Regions from separate parts of the Mus musculus genome. Here region 1 is linked to region 2. Evidence: chromatin contacts called from ENCODE POLR2A ChIA-PET data. All regions are on one chromosome and are shown on one strand. The core of a region is the stretch at or near the end of the contact, and the rest is flanking DNA. Distances in the headings are between cores, read along the strand shown. Region 1 overlaps Soga1 (suppressor of glucose, autophagy associated 1). Region 2 holds the start of Dsn1 (DSN1 homolog, MIS12 kinetochore complex component).

Region 1 (2,894 bases), core at 158-2,657, 52 kb after region 2:
CCCAGAAAGGAAAGGGCAGTTGCCCAAGGTCACATGACTAGGAAGGTAGCATGGGTCAACTATGAAGCTGATGATGCCGAAGAAGGGCAAGCTTGAAGGACTACAATGATTAACAATGGCCTGTCAACAGCAAGTCCCAACACAACTTTCTATGTCCAAAGAGCCTGAAGGGCCTTGTGTGCCTGTCTCATTGAGCCCCGAAGTTATAAGCAGGGAGACAAAGAGGAGAGGCAGCCTTGGACACACAGCAAATGCCTAAAGCACAAACAAATGTGCTCATCCATGAGGTCACTATTCACAGTGCTGGTCCCTGCCAAAGGCCAGCAGCAGCGGTGGCCCCCAGCTCCTGGGTAGATCAGTCTCTGGGCTCTGAACCTGGGATTGCAGTGCGACCCTGTGGCTCTGATCTTCAAGGAGAGAGATGGAAATCATAAGCAGTACCTCAGGCCAGGCAAGCATCCTGAGGCATGTGTGACCAAACTCAAAAATCACATGATGGGTGTTGTCACGCCATTTGACAGAGGGAAACTGAGGCTCCAAGGAGGAAGTGATGCAGGTCACCCAGGACACAGAGCCAAGGCCAGAGCATCCTTATAGAAGGATGGGGTACATGTTACTGACATGTTCTGGGGCTCTCTACAGGAAAAGCAGTGGATCCCAGAGTCCCCCAGCCGAGGCTCCTCCCATCACGTGCTCCTATGATTGGTGCCATGCCTACCACACAGGACTCTATTTTGTAATTTCATTTTATAGTCATGAAAGTCTCTATAGGGGGCTGGAGAGATGGCTCAGCGGTTAAGAGCACTGGCTGCTCTACCAGAGGTCCTGAGTTCAATTCCCAGCAACCACATGGTGGCTCACAACCATCTGTACTGAAATCTGGTGCCTCTTCTGGTGTTGAGGCATATATGTAAGCAGAAAGCTACAGACATAGTAAATAAAGGTTTGTTTGTGTGTTTTTTTTTTAAAGTCTCTATAGGATACTAAACTTATCTCCATGTTCCACAGTGGAAACAGGATCAGAGATTGAAGCAGCTTACCCAAGCCCACACGGCCATAAAGTGGCCAGACCATCCTCATGCTAGCGGGTCTCCCTGTTGAGGGTCGGAGATCTTGTTAACTGTGTGGACCAGCAAAAGGAGCCTGGGAGGGTTGTTCTGGGGTGGCGGCTGGGGAATCTCACTAATAACATACCAGCTCAATAAAACCACCGGAGCTCAAAAGCCCTGCAGGGCACAGGGCCAAGGAGCCTGCTGAGCAGGAGAGGAATCCCTAGGCATACCCCCCACCTCCGTCCCCGCCCCCAGTCCCTCTCCACCTGGTTGAGAGGTGCCTAGGGGAAGACAGGGAAGTCAGCATTCTGAGGACCTCCATAATTGCCTCTAACATCCCCAGCACACTGGGAGGAAGGGTGATGGCAAAACTGTGCGGCCCGCTAAGACAGAGCCAGAACATGAGCTCAGCGTTGCAGCTGCGGGGGTGGGCAGGAGCAGCGCGGGCATGCAGATTGGCTCGTTCAAATCCTAACAGAAGGGGCCCTTCCCCTCCTCCTGGAGGGCTGAGCCCCACCCCCATCCCAGCTGCTCTGGCCCCGCCCACCAGCCTGCTCCCCACCTCTCTTCTCGGTCTTGCTTGTCTAGGGTCCCTCCCAGATTCAAAGACCAGGGCCCAACCGCAGATTCGCCTGAACGGCTCGCTCCGCTCTTTCCCTCCCTGCTCTGTCTCCTACCGATGAGGGAACCGGGGAGTTGTTAGGTTGTTTTTTTTTTAAATCGTGTTTTGTTTATGATTTTTTGGATAACAAGATCTTAGTGTGCAGTCAAGGAAACTGGCTCCACACAGGTTCACAGGCTTGCATAGAGTCTCAACGCTGGTCACAGAATGAACAGTGTCCTTTCTGAATGCCCTGCAGGGCTGGATTCTCAGGGCTTTCCAGCAGCAGGTGTGTGGCTTGCTCAGCACCTGCCTGCCCTCCGGGGCCCTTGGGATCTTTCCCCAAGGAAGTCCTGGATCTTTCCCAGGCTCACGCCCTCTTCCCCCTTGGGCTACCTGCAGAACTCCTAGGCTCCTCCCAGTTCTGTACCGGTCGCAGCACCCTGAGTTCCTTGTTCACACTGGACTGAGTTCTGAGAGCGGAGGCTGGCTCAGGGTCCCCACATTTTGGGGGCTTACATAAGACAGACTGGCAATGGGGACTTCTCTCCTCCATCCCCGACCTAAGTGGCGCCATTCAGGCTTTCTCCTTAGGCAGAGAAGCAGCAGGTTCCAGCAGTGAGGTCTGAGAGGTGGATGGGCCTGACGTCTTGACCCTGGATAGGTGCTTCTCTCCTCTGAGGCCCAGCCCCCTCCTCCAGAAAACGGATGCAGTAATAATAGCTACTCACTGTCAGTCCCTCTGGTGTCTTAGCCAGGGTTTTAATATTCTGGATTGTAGGTTCTTATACCCATTTTGCAGATGAGGACATTGAAATATAGAAGACTTGATTAAAACCTCAAAGCCCAAGTATCCTGGAGCCCAGCTCTGAACCATCCTGGTTCAGCTGCAGTCTTCCCATAAGAAGCCTGTGGTGCTGAGCAGGGACCATAAGTAGGGCCTACTCAGAGGCCAAAGCCACATACAAAGCAGACATACAAGAAACGGCCTCTTGCTGCTTCAGAAGGGTTCTTGTCATACCATTTCCTGGCTATCCTGTTTGGAGGATGTGTTGATCCACCAGGGGTCCCCACTTTGAAGATGGAAAAACTGAGGCCCAGAGAGGCAGGATAATTTGCTCAAGGCAAGCAGTAAGCCACAGGCCTAACCTGGATCCCCAATGGGGTTTATGATCCAACCACCCAACGAGGGCACCTGTGAAGGTTGGCAGTGACCCCAGACTGACCTTGACGTCCTGTTC
Region 2 (2,756 bases), core at 38-2,537:
GGATAGTTCAGGAGCCTGATTCCCAAAGCAAGAGGCATTGAATTTCACTGTAAAACTCACCTTCTGATCTGGTCACTGACGTCATCCTGGATGAAGGAGGAAAACAGGAAAATGAGGAGATCCGTTCGAGCTCCAGTCTCACAGGGGCCTCACTATCCCATAATAGGTCTCATGCTTCAGGTGCCCTCACTTGCCTCCTCCGAGATTCTCAGCAGCAAGATTACTATCACTGACTGCTGTCTTCAAGAACTCGGTCTACAGAACCTATCTTAGCTCCTCACTTTGTGAGGCACTAGCCCCCAGTTCCGTGGAAGGTCTTAGGATCTTTGTTTTCCAAACGAGAAAACAAACAAACAAACCCCGCATCACTTCTTACTCTCTCCAGATTTTGCCATGGCTGGAAATCCTACTTTTTAATCTCTGCCCACATCTGTCCTTCTACCCATAAAACAGAGTCATCCTCCTCCCTAACTCTGCTTAAATACGCAGTCACTTCTCTTTGGCAGATTTGGAGGCCACACATCTTTCCTCTATAGAACTGGTTGGAGATCGCACCACATCCCCATTTCCAGCACCTGTCACAGAAAACAGACAGAGAGGCAAGGTCGAGTATCCATCCCGCCACCTTGCATCTAAGTCTCCCTCCCAAAAGACCGCTGAATGTGGAGGACGCTTGGTAAAAGCGAATGGAGGCTGAGGGACCATACTGAAAGGACAAAGACTCTAAAGATCTAAATCACCACAATCCTCGTGGGTGATCACACAGACTCCAGCTTGGATAACAGACATTGAAGCGCTTCTGAGGCTGTACACGTGACAGCCTTCTGACGTCATTATCCCAATCAACAACAGGTCCCACAACTCTGAGTAAGGGACTCTTTCGGGAGACCCAGGTTCCCGGGGCACAGCAGTGTAACCCCGGCTGCCACCCCAGCCCTCCGACCTGTCCCAGGCCACTATCTGGAGTCAAGGACGCCAGCAGTGCCCGGGAGCGAGGAGTGGCCTTCTTTCAGGCGTCCTGTCAGGAGAAAGTCTCTGAGCCCCCGGGGCCCTGCGGCTGGGAGCGGCCGGTGGGCCGGGCAGAGGCGGGTCAGGGGAGAACCACATCCGGGTCCCGAACCCCAGCGTGACGCCGGTCTAGCCCAGCTCCCCTCCCCGCGTTCCTGAACCAGTAAGCCCAAGGTCACCTCTGCAAACTCGGCGTCGCCGCAGAAGGTCCTCTCCCGCGTCAGTCCGGTTCGGGGTTCCCCGCTGCCTCCGCTACTTACGAAACTCCCGCCGAACAACTGCGCGTGCGCAGCCTCCGCCTTCCGCGCTGGCTCGCGCAACCCGTGCCTCCGGCGGAGCGCCTGCGTACTCCGGGATTTAACGTTCTGGCCCAAGCGCACCTTGTCCTACCGTTTTCACCCAGCTACAGATCAAGCACATCTGCAGCTACGTCCAGGCCTGGGGATTGACCTCTCCAAAACACCAGTTTGCTGACTTTTCCCGCCGTACATCCTACCTATGGGTGTGGTGCTGTTCCAGGCCATGGCTTCCCCTCTATCTCTTTGATTCCAAAAGTCTGGACAGTGACTTTCTCCAGGGAGAACTGGAGCTCTGAGCTCAGTCTGTACCCTGCCTATCTTCCTGCTCCATGGGCCCCTCCCATGGGCCCTTAAGTACCTAGCAAAGTTCAAGCACACCCCCTGCCAGCGTTAACAGCCAACCCTACTGCCACAACCCCGTGCCAATTCTTGCCTCTGTTCCTTTGTTCGAGCATGCTTTTTGCCTGGAAAGCCTTTCCTTTCTCCTTCCACCCTTCTATGTTGACGCTAGATGTTCAGTGCTCATGTCTGTTCCACTGTCCCGTGCCTGGGAGGGTCTTCTTCAGGACAAGGTATAGAGGCATCAGAATGCCCCCCATGCATCAATGAAGTGAATCCTTTCAGATCTGAACCTTGTGAACTGAGAGTAGTACGAAAGATTCCAAAGGTCCAGTTGTGGTGGTGCATGCCTTTAATCCCAGTACTGGGAAGACAGAGGCAGGAGGATCTCTGTGTCTTTGAGGCCAGCCTAGTACCCGGGCCAGCCAAGGATACATAGTGAGACCCTGTCTCAAACAAACAAACAAAAAACAAACAAAAAAAACAAAGAAGCAAAAGATGGGTCTGGCAGTGGTGGTGCACTCCTTTAATCCCAGCACTTGGGAGGCAGAGGCAGGTGGATTTCTGAGTTCGAGGCCAACCTGGTCTACAGAGTGAGTTCCAGGATAGCCAGGGCTATACAGAGAAACCCTGTCTCAAAAAACCAAAAAAAAAAAAAAAAAAAAAAAAAAAAGCAGAAGATGGCTAGCTGAACCATAATTTTGATAATTTTGACCATTTTGAAGTAATTGTGGTCCCTTGGAAGTTTTTTGGTAAGAGGTAGAAATGTGTATTCCAGAAGTTTCTACTCTGCCATTCTGGTCTAATAGTTTCAACAGCTATCTGGAAGAGGTGTGTTCTTATTCCTGAATATCACTTCCTGGAGCACCTCATGTGTTGATGTCCCCAAAACAGAACTTAATATTCCCGGCCAGAGCTGGCCATGTTGGGACACACTGAGATCACTGCCTCGTGGAATCCAGTCCCAGTAAACATCCTTGCTCGGAAGTCTTCCGTGGCTCCCTTCTGTTAATAAGATGCATACAGATTCTTGCCCTGTTCCACATCAAAGTTTCATTTCTTAACTTCATTTCCCCACCCCCTTTCTGGTTACTTTAAAGCAGGTTCTCA

Evidence for each region. ChIA-PET counts read pairs that join two places held with the same protein, here RNA polymerase II (POLR2A).
Region 1: POLR2A ChIA-PET joins it to region 2 with 11 read pairs in embryonic stem cell. The contact joins the enhancer-like site here to the promoter of Dsn1 in region 2. POLR2A ChIA-PET finds 5 or more read pairs at or near these places in 3 of 5 experiments (Patski and embryonic stem cell).

What each region holds. Positions count from the first base shown.
Region 1 is chr2:157,057,309-157,060,202 of GRCm38, forward strand. It overlaps Soga1 (suppressor of glucose, autophagy associated 1), which reads right to left. Exons shown (of 15, transcript NM_001164663.1): 2 at 2,880-2,894. Among named protein-coding and RNA genes, the nearest start is that of Soga1, 21 kb to the right of the region's middle. Within about 2 kb of position 1,408, at least 1 of the 3 ENCODE cell types and tissues checked has a DNase peak (open chromatin) inside an H3K27ac peak, as active enhancers do.
Region 2 is chr2:157,005,788-157,008,543 of GRCm38, forward strand. Dsn1 (DSN1 homolog, MIS12 kinetochore complex component) reads right to left here and starts at 1,288. Exons shown (of 11, transcript NM_025853.3): 1 at 1,188-1,288; 2 at 61-86. The coding sequence starts at 85.